2 separate regions of the Homo sapiens genome follow, and region 2 is linked to region 1. A link is a loop called in an ENCODE intact Hi-C map of the cell type or tissue named here. Cell type or tissue: IMR-90. All regions are shown on one strand. Each heading gives the region's core, and the rest is flanking DNA. Links, peaks and the distances in the headings are about the cores only.

What was found. Peaks named below come from ENCODE experiments on the same cell type or tissue, not always from the same donor. Only the 100,000 strongest peaks of a DNase experiment are listed, where the experiment ranks them.
Region 2: it touches region 1 in a loop (7-fold over the local background); 3 of 110 quality-filtered maps call a loop at or near these places.

The regions. Positions count from the first base shown.
Region 1 is chr5:31,020,249-31,025,609 of GRCh38, forward strand. No RefSeq gene overlaps it. Among named protein-coding and RNA genes, the nearest start is that of CDH6, 170 kb to the right of the region's middle. In IMR-90, for the core only: no CTCF peak of the experiment used is centred there; DNase peaks (open chromatin) are centred at 1,253 and 3,033; H3K27ac peaks cover 408 bases.
Region 2 is chr5:31,191,428-31,196,788 of GRCh38, forward strand. It overlaps CDH6 (cadherin 6), which reads left to right and starts at 2,259. Exons shown (of 12, transcript NM_004932.4): 1 at 2,259-2,459. In IMR-90, for the core only: a CTCF peak has its summit at 5,065 (motif pointing left); DNase peaks (open chromatin) are centred at 2,284 and 5,064; H3K4me3 peaks cover 3,403 bases; H3K27ac peaks cover 1,921 bases.

The DNA.
Region 1 (5,361 bases), core at 84-5,083:
AAACAGAAAGTCAAATACCACGTATTTTCACTTATAAGTGGGAGCTAAAAGATGTGTACACATGGACATGGTGAAATAATAGACATTGAAGACTCAGAAGGGTACAGGGTGGAATGGGGATAAGGGATGAGAAATGACTTAGTGGTTACACTGCACATTATTCACATGATGGCTATTCTCAAATCTCAAACTTCACCACTGCACAATATATCCACATAACAAAACTGTACTTGTACCCTCTAAATTTATGCAAATAAAAAAAGAGAAGACCAGTCAAGTCATGATATAAATTTGTAGAAGAGGATAAACTGCAGATTTAGCAGAGAAAAAGGTGGTAGAGCAATTCTGCTCACTGTGACCACTATGTGGGTGGCATTTGGCCTCAAGACCAGAGAAAACCTTAGGTGGTTTCATCTCTGATGCTGGAAAGTATAAGGAGAAATTCACCCCTTTCAGGTTGGAAATTTTCCCTGAAATTTTAACTGAGACAAATCCAAACTTGAAAGAAGCTTAAAAGAGTCAGGCTTAGAGATGTAATCTACATAATTTTTAAACTGTGTGGAAATATACAGTTAGAAAGAAATTCACCCAGGACCTTGAAATACTTGCACATAAAATATTCTTCAGTCGATGGGATATATTCACAAGTTTAAACATAGGCACACACACAGACCAATAGAGAAAGACCATTTACCATTGTATGCCACAGTGAGACTTTAATAGCTGCAAGTATTTTATGAATATTTCTGAAGGATTGAACTGTTTGTCACAGTGTTGACATGAAATCATTCAAAGTTTCCTCTGTAGTAATGAATACTAGCAAAAATTAAGCACAAAGCAATGAACTGACAGCACCAATATTTCTCCATATACTTTCTGTTAATCATTATTCACTAGTTACATTTTCTTTTTTTGATAACTCACAAATCCAAAAAAATGCAAGCACACCCACAGACACTGATGATTAATGATAGGTCCAGATATTGTAAGGTTAAAGAACAAATGATTAACCACTTCATCATTGCCCTGCTGATTTTGAGAATGATGTCAGTGTGAAGGATTCTCTGAAAACAAACAAACATTATCATCAACTGGTTTCAGGCAAACTGTGGTTCTTCTAAACCTGTGGTCCTAAATATTGACTTTTTAAAAGGTATCAGGTATAACAAGTGACCTCAGAGGACTCAGTTACTGTGAGCTACAGCCTAAATCCCAGAGTGACTCAAATCAGGGAAACGTCTAAACTCTGGGTAATCTCCAGCGAGAACAATCACTTCTAAAGAATCTGTGCAAAGTGCCTGCCTCAGACTTTGGTTCATGTTTATAATCCAAGTAATGCAGACATGACAGTTTCTTATGTCTAATGTGCAAGGTTAAAAAGAAAAGCGAGTTTATTTAAAACGTACTAAGTGGTCTAAGGAAAAAGAAACAGCACATTTTTATGTTTATGGAGTCCTAATAGTTTAATTGTACTCTATGGAAAGCTTATATCTGTATATCAAATATTCATGTCTTTGACATAATTCCATATATTCTAACTACCTTCACCCACACTACACTTTGTGCTATATCTTGTGTATTTTGTTTTTATGTCATTTCCAAGTTCTTAGCTTTTTGCATTGAGGATTAAGATAAGTATTTAAAAATTGCTAGAGGCACTAACCCTAGCCATTTTCTTTTTTTATTATACTTTAAGTTCTGGGATACATGTGCAGAACATGCAGGTTACATAGGTATACATGTGCCATGGTGGCTCGCTGCACCCATCATCTGTGTTTTAAACCCCACATGTGTTAGGTATTTCTCCTAATGCTATCCCTCCCCTTGCTTCCCCCACCCCTCGACAGGCCCCAGTGTGTCATGTTCCCCTCCCTGTGTCCATGTGTTCTCACTGTTCAACTCCCACTTATGAGTGAGAACATGCGGTGTTTGGTTTTCCATTCCTGTGTTAGTTTGCTGAGAATTATGGTTTCCAGCTTCATCCATGTTCCTGCAAAGGACATGAACTCATTCTTTTTTATGGCTGCATAGTATTCCATGGTATATATGTGACACATTTTCTTTATCCAATTTATCAGTGATGGGCATTTGGGTTGGCTCCAAATCTTTGCTATTGTAAATAGTGCTGCAATAAACACATATGTGCCTGTGTCTTTAGAGAATGATTTATAATCCTTTAGGTATATACCCAGTAATGGGATTGACCCCTACCATTTTCATCACAGTTATTCAATCTTTATCAAAAACTTATGGTAATAATACTCTTTGACTAAAATTATAATCTAGTCTTAGCACTCTGAATTTTATAATGACTAGTTACTTAAACCAAGTCCGTAATTTTCTTAGTTAACATATGTATATATTTATAAATTTTTCCCCAAAAATACATAAGACATAATTTTAACTTTCTTCTAAAGCTCTATCAAAATAGTCAGATTTTATGTGTATCTTGGTTGTTTTTAAAGTGTAAAGCTCTTTAGCTTACAAATACATCATCCTAACAGACTGCCATCCTCCAAGATTGGAGGATTTTATGGAACTTACTTCAAAATACTTCTGAAATTCTTGGGATTAATAGTGGCTGCTTTGGACAACAGGCAGAGTTAAGAGGTATAAGAAATACTTTTATTTACGTTTTTATTTCTGTATGTATTGCCACCCGGGAGCCCTGGCAGAAGAAAGGTGTTATAGAAATATAATTTATTAATAATAATTTGTTTCAGGACGGTTTACAATGAAAAGGGAAGAGGAAAGGATCTGTGAAAACCCACAAAATTCCTTGAGAAGGTGGCTTACTAGCAGTGTTAAGTATTTACAACCAGAATAAAAGGATAGCTCTCACAACTGTTTTTATGAGCAAAGAACTGCATTGGTAGCTCCTAGCCAGGCTTGACAGCTTCTTTGGAGCAGACTAAGTAATTTTCTGTGGTACAAATTCACTAGACCAATTTCTGTCTCACCCAACAAACAATGGCAGATTACCCAAGCCCTTATCGGCTAAATGCCTCACTTTCCCCTTACTCATACAACTTCTTTAGAAAAAAGGAAATCTGATACAAGGATGATTTAGAAATAGTCATTTGAACTCGAGCAACTCGTTTATTTGAATAAGTCATGCAAAGACCAGGAAATATTTATTCTTCCTGTATCAGAAATAAGTCAGACCTTTGTTGATATAGGGTATCCAGATTAAAAAGGATGTGAGGCAGCTTGCATTGTTCCCTACATAAATAGCAAAAATGTGGAAAATATTTCCAGTGACAAAAATTTAAGAGAAGTTTGTTGGCTTAGCCAAGAGTAAAAAACTTTAAGAATTTGCCAAATGTAAGTATAGAAATTACTTTATTTTCTGGGAGAGGGAAGGAACATTTGTAATTAATTTAACTTTGGAGCATTCAGTTAGAGGCATGGTTCTCAACCCTGGTTGCTCATCACAATACCTGGGGAGCTTTAAAAAAACACTGATCCCTAAAGTGCATTCACAATAATTCTAGGGTAATGAGGGGTACCCAGGTATGTGTAGTTTGTAAAAGCTCTCCAGATGTTTTCAATATGTAGCCAGGGTTGGAAACCAGTGAATTAAAGACTATTTACATAGTTGAAAACAGCTGAGATTATCAGGGAATTAAAGAAGACATTTTAGGTTATTTTATTTTGTTTGTTTTTTTTACAAACCAGGGCATTGATCAACATCAAAATCACCTGGATTGCAGTGGTAACTACCCAGGACAGGCCCACTTTCCACACCTCTCATCCAAACCAAAGCTCCCCATGACAATTTGACAATGACTATTTCCTTGACCAAACTTCAGTCAGGTCTCTGAGCGCTCTTCTCAAGTAGGTCTCAGCTTTGATCCCTGCCCCACCCCAACCCCTGCAGCCCATCCCCTCATCCTTGCTGGGCCTACATAACACAGCAGCAAACTTTTAACAAGAAACCTGTTCAGCCTGCTAGAGAGAATCCCCCCACACTTCATATCCAATCCCCTTCATTCAAATTCTACATCCCCCAACTCCCACCCATCCCTCATATTCGGTCACCCTGGCCTGCCTTCAGAAAGAATTCTATTAGGTCAGTTCAGCGAGAATTCCCCCAGTTCTCGCTACCTTTGATGTCTCCTCTTGTTCATTTTCCATCCACTGATTATTTCCCCCACCACTCACCCTCCACACCCTGACAACCTGCTCCTTGGCTATAAATTCCTATTTGATCTTGTTGTCTTCAGAGTTAAGCCTGTACTCTCTCTACTCTATTGCAATCGTCTTGACACTCATCACAGTAGTCCTGAATAAAGTCTTCCTTACCATTTTCACAAGTGTCAGAATAATTCTTTCTTTAGCAAATAAGATTCTGGGGCAGTGATGTTGGCAGCCTTCCTCCTCCTACCCTCCTCCTACCTCCTGCCCACATGGGGAACCACTCCTTTATGCCACCCAGGTGACACCACTCTAAAATGTGCTACCACTCAAGTGCTATGAACTTCAGCACTATCAGTGTCCCTAAGGAAGACTGCAGTAGAAAACAGTATATACAAAAAAAAAGGATATATGATTTTTCCCCCAACAGAAAAGATAAATGTGGCCTAGCAGTAAATATTGAAGGAATAAAATCCCTTTGGGATAACAGAAATGCAGAACTGTAAAAATGTATAAAGGGTTTGATTGATTGTTTGTTAGTAACATGGTATGTATTAAAGAGAGAGAGAGACAGAGAAAGAGGCAACAAAATAGGAGAAAGAAATACAAGCCAGCACTTTTAAGAGAATATGATTTAAGAAAGAAAAAAGAATGTTAAAATTCAGTGCCAAACCTAGAATGAGATCTGTGGAATGTAGGCCAGGTGACAGATTCCTGAGTCAGGACCTATAGGTCCTAATGGCTTTAATGAAAGTGGATTACCTTACTTTAAATATGTTAATGATTAACCTTGGAAATTAAGACCCAACTAGGCTGTGGCTAATAAATACATTCACCTCTGCAACAGACAACAGCTACTCTTTTGTCTTGCCATACAATGCATACTTATAATACATGTAAATCACCTTGTAATCTTTTTCATGTAAAATTCTACAAAAATAACATTAAAATACATTAAGCATTTAAAAATGTTCATAAATAAAATGAGACGGCAACTTTCTATCCTTATGAAATAAATGTGCCTGAAAGTAGACTTAACCAGATAACCTTGCAAAGTCTCTTCCATTTCTAAACCTATCTTTCTTTAGTTCATCAGCAAGTTTATAGAGAATCTATTTTTAGGCTGATTTTATAGATGGGAAAATAGAGGAAGTAATGGTAAATGGACTTCCCAAGGTGTTAGAGAGGATGTCTATTGGAGTTAAAATTATAATTTACAGTCCC
Region 2 (5,361 bases), core at 166-5,165, 170 kb after region 1:
CACAACTCCAAGTAATCATTTAGCCTCAGTAACTCTCAGTTCCTAGTCTCTGAAATGAGGGTAAAATAATTCTAGATATTTACATCAATCCTGTATTTGAAGATGAATAATTATTGTGACAAATATTACTAGAAAGCCTCAAAAATCACATAAAATCCTTTAGTACAAGAGCTGTCTTTTATATAATTTCATGCTGCCACCTGAACTGTTCAGAAGCAAACGGATTGTCCACTCATACAGTTGTTGTTCTAAACACCTTTGACATGTAGCTTAATGGGGTTTGAAGAATAGTATATTGCAAACAATTAGAGGTTTCCTTTGTGAGATATTAACTGGTTCAACAGACAGAAAATCAACTTCACTATCAACCCTCTTCTACCATAAAAATCAGCCAATTTGCACATTTTTTCTGCTAAAGGTGGTCTTAAAATATGACTTATTTTATTGACATATTTACGTATTATGTATTCATGTATTATCCTACTACCACATATGCTAATAAATTATACCTGTACATATAATCTGTGGGTCTCTATGTCTGCATACACACCTGCACACCCTTTTACCAATAATATTTCTGCTTCTTGTGTGTTCCAGTTTCACTGCCTTGGACATGTTATGTAACTTCTGTTGTCTCTTCATCAGTCTGTTTTCTCTGTCTTAATTGGGAAAATATGACACCACTTATTGAAGGATGAATTAAATAAAATAGTCTACAAAAGTACTTTGTAAACAGTAAAGGACTACACAGACACACAGAGCTAATATTTCCAATTAAATGTATAAGAAATTCATAATCTGACGAATGGACTATGAATCTAAAGCAGCTTTCTTCTCCCCCATTCTTACTTCATACGTGTTTAAAGAGCTCTATAAAAAGAAAATGTTCAGCCTCTTCTCACAAATTGGTAGCAATTCTTCATTTGGGGAAGGTCTTTTCCAGAAAGAAACTCAAATCTTTCCATCTTCCATGTGCAGAACATCTGTGCTAAAACCATTCCATGCACACTTCTTTGAAGCACTGGCTGCCTAAAGGAATACTTTTGATTTGGGCTTTATTTAAATGCCTGAACTTCTATTGGAGAAACAAAAGGTTTTCTAGTAAGAGCTCAGTTGGGAACAGGACCAACCTCCAGCCAGTTTAACTACTCAGAGGCCAAGCAGCCTGGCATTTCTTAGAGCTCTGTGCAATGGAAATCTCCCTGAGAACTTGCAGCACAGGCGAACAGCTGGTTTGGGAGGCTAGTGACCCTGGGTGCAATCACTGTGGTAATTAGATTTAATTTTCCTAATCCAACAGTGGCTGACTCCATCATGCCTATGTCTCCTATGTAGAAAATCATTACTCTCATTTAATGGTACTTTGACATGTTTCACATTTTTGTGGCTTAGTACCTTAACATTAGATATTACCTCTTTGTAACTATCAATCTAGCCATTCAAACAGCTATGTGTACTAAAGAGTTTAATTTGAAGGTTATCCAACTTCGGCAACTTTCCAGAAGGATCTTCGAACGTTAAGCAGACCTTGAATATCATTGTACACCCCTCTTCTGCAAGTCTTTTGTATGCTTGTATCAATTCATTTAGAACGATGGCATCAGTCATAAGTCATTGGCAAGCCTGAAGGGTTTGGGTTTTCAGTGTTTCTGCAAGCCCAGGGAAGCATGGCTTCATGCTACGACATCCTGGGGTCACTCCAAAAGAGTAACAGAGATCATGGGGCTACGTGAAAGCGTGTCTTCCTGGGAGGAGAGAAGGAAAGACATGTATGAATCTATCCATGTCTGCTTGCATCTGGAGAACGCCTGTTTATGTTGTAAAGAAAAGCCATCGGTATTGTCATCTCAGGAGACCGGCTTGTTTTATGTGTGTGCATGTTATACGTGCTATCACACGAAGCTGGCCAACTGATAGAGTGACGAGGTACTGTGTCCCTGGGAATTGTAATTGCTTGGTCGGTGAAAAAAAAAGAACATCAGACCATTGCTGATAATAGCACAAGGTGCATTTTGATAGTACAAAAGAGGAAACAGACGGAGTCATACAAGTTCTGAGTATATCTTAAACCCCCTCCAACAAAAAAAAGAAAGAAAGAAAGAAAGAAAGAAAGCAAGGGAAAGCCTGGGGCTGAAGGAGTGTTCCAGGGAGCGAATTGCTCAGGACTTCAAACACTGGGAGTCATTCTGTCAAGGGGAGGGGGCGGGCGGGGGCAGGCACTGGGCCTCTTTAACAAAGTCCTCCTCTCTTTGCTCCCTCCCACTTCATTCACTTGCAAATCAGTGTGTGCCCACAAGAGCCAGCTCTCCCGAGCCCGTAACCTTCGCATCCCAAGAGCTGCAGTTTCAGCCGCGACAGCAAGAACGGCAGAGCCGGCGACCGCGGCGGCGGCGGCGGCGGAGGCAGGAGCAGCCTGGGCGGGTCGCAGGGTCTCCGCGGGCGCAGGAAGGCGAGCAGAGGTGGGTTCGGGCTCCGTTGGCTATGCATACATCTCCCTTTTTTTTTTTTTAATTCTGTAGCGTTGATAGAAGCCAATCAGAGAGAGAGCCCTCTCCGCCCGGTGGGTGCCGCGCCGGAGTTGGGAGGGATGCTCTCAGCCTGCGAGCCCGGGTCGGGGCGGGCGCGCGGGTCCGGCTGCGCGGGCGGCGCTGCTGCCGCTGCTCAGGACCGACGCCGCTTCCCGGGGAGCCTGGGCACCGCTCCTCCGCCTCCTGGTAAGACCGATCCGCCGTGGGGCTGGGTGGGGGCACCGGGAAGCGGGCCGCCGCAGAAGAACCCGCTGCCTTTCTCTACGCCGGCAGAGGCTGCCAGGGGAGCTCTGGCATTTGCAAAGTTGGCTGGTCAATTACCAAAGGGCGCTGGTGCGTGCAGGTCCCGCCGAGCCGTTTGGGGCTTGATTTATCTCCACCTGCCCGCATCATAAGGGTCTGCGTGGTGACTGCTTGGGCTGAGTTACATTTCTTAGCTTTTGGGGTAAAGCAGAAAATCAGGTAGTCTGAAAACTCTGGAATGCTCCCAGTAAGGAAAACTTAAACTAAAGAGACGATTTGGCTGGTAGAAGGAGCTAAAGAAAACTGTTAGCTTGCACGTTCCGGGCAACGCCTGCCGGCTCATCTAGGACAGAAATGCTTAGGTTGCAAGGAAAGTCCAACACTGGACTCCGAAAATGGAGCACACTGTCCAGGGAAAAGTCATATGGAAGGCGCAGTTCGCTCGTGCTCCTCCACGGCTGGCCAGGCTCAAATCTGGGGGATAAAGCCTTCCCCGGACTGATTGGAGAGTGGTTGGAGTGCGCTTGGTTTTCGGTGCCAGATGCTGGAAAATTGGAGCCCCCAATGCGTTAATCCCAGAATTTAATAAAAAGGGACGCTGCAATGTTGTGGACTGCAGCAGTTGCAGAGCTGAGATTACTTCTTCCGTAGTTAGATATTCTGTCATGAGTTACCGTAGATCTCGAGATGGGAGATGCTGGAGAGGTCAGCGTGGTGCTAAGAAGTGTCACTGCTGCAATAAAATCCATATTTTATGGGGAGTTAAATGCAGGTCTCTGTCAGTGCAAAGGGCTGGCCACCTGAGTTAACTATGACTCAGAACATTCAAGAACCAAGAAGTTTAATCATCTGGAATAGCCACACATTTCTGTCTCCTACTCCCATTAAAAAAAAAAAAAATTTAAATGATGATAGTCATACTATAGAGGTGTATCAGACCGTGTCTCTGCGAATCTTCACTTTCACTTCGTAAAGCACACAGTGGGAAAGAAGGAAGAGGTTTTCCCTGCAAGAATGTTGCAGGAGTGGCTGTTGTGTACATATATGGCTGCTCTGGAGGGGTGCAGATCAAAATGTGGGCTTTCTGAGTGGTTAATTATCCAGGGGGTTGCAAACTCCTCCCTGTGTTGGAAAAAGGAACCCAGGGATATGCCTAGTTAATGTACAACTCTTCCAAGAAGGACTAACAAATATGCTTATATGAATAGTGCCAAGGGTTGCTTATTTCCTTTCTTTTCTTGCTGAAAGCTTTACCTGAAAAGGAAAACCCTTAGGATTTTACTTTGAGAGAGAGAAAAAAAATCTCTTCCAGTTTCACCTGAGACTTGAGCATCATCCCGTGTGTAATAGTACTTGCACGGCTCTATGCTTGCATTTTAGAGAACCGTAAAACCAGTTGTGTGAAGAAAGGGGTATGCTTGAGCAGATGTCTTCATTATGTCATAACCAGGAGGGTAAAGTTTATGCCAGAGGCCAGATTGTCAATGCAGAGCTCAGAAACTTAAAAGAAACCCAACAATTGACTGGAAAATGCAATCACATAGGGTTGTATCTCATCCCCTTTTGCTCTTTGATGTGTTCTAATTAAAAAGGTACTGAAGGAAAATAAAAGACAGATCTTTTCCCACCTAATGTAATGGTTCATGCCATACTTTTGAAGCAGAGGAAGTAACCAATTTCTTCAGAAAAACTAAGAGGCAGCAGCCCAATTTTGAAGGAAAATGGTGCCAATTCAGTTCTACTGTATTTGTGTCTACAATTATCTTTTGCTACCATTACAAGAAAGTGACAGTTTGGTATCTCCATAGGGACTTTTAGTCCCTTTACTATCTGGCTTTTACACCAATTTATTGCACTTACATTTTGTACTGCTAACTCTGCAAAGATAATATATGGAAACATAATCATTTTCTACCAAGTTGCCTACTATCAAAAAACGTGTACCCTACCTCTTCCACCCACCACTTCCATCAGCTTTGCAAGGAAAAACTTAGTGAGGCACTCTTCCTTTTTAAGAAAAAATGTACCTTGCAAAATACTGCTCGAGACACTTGAAAACAGCTAAAAATTTTCTAGAAAGCACAGCTACAGTCACAGGGTATTATATGATACTGTATTATTATAGCACCAAATCTGAAAATTAGGACTAATTGAGTGAATGTCCCACAGAGATTTCTTTAAAAGGAATGAAATGTGACCAATATTCTGAGTGAAACTACAATCTTCCTAAGGAATTGAAATGTGTGGTCCCCCCTTCTGGCCCGGTAGTTGCTTTGCAGTCACGAATGCCAACACACTAAGGCTGAATCCTTTGAACTATTCAAACTTTTTTTAGTTGGAAGGGACCTCTAGTGGGTCACTCCATGCATTTCTCCCTGGAGTTCAGCTGCAGAATGGATTTTGTTACCTAAGATAAGAGTATAACAACTTTTTCTCTGTAGACAAGTTAGTATTCTCTAAGCACTATCTTAATATTTGTGACAGGTCAAATCATTATTGCTATTATTTCTGTACTTCCTCTAATTTAGGGGACTTACAAATATTTTTATGGTTTTCTGAATATCTAGACTTTTGGTAACTGCTGGATGAT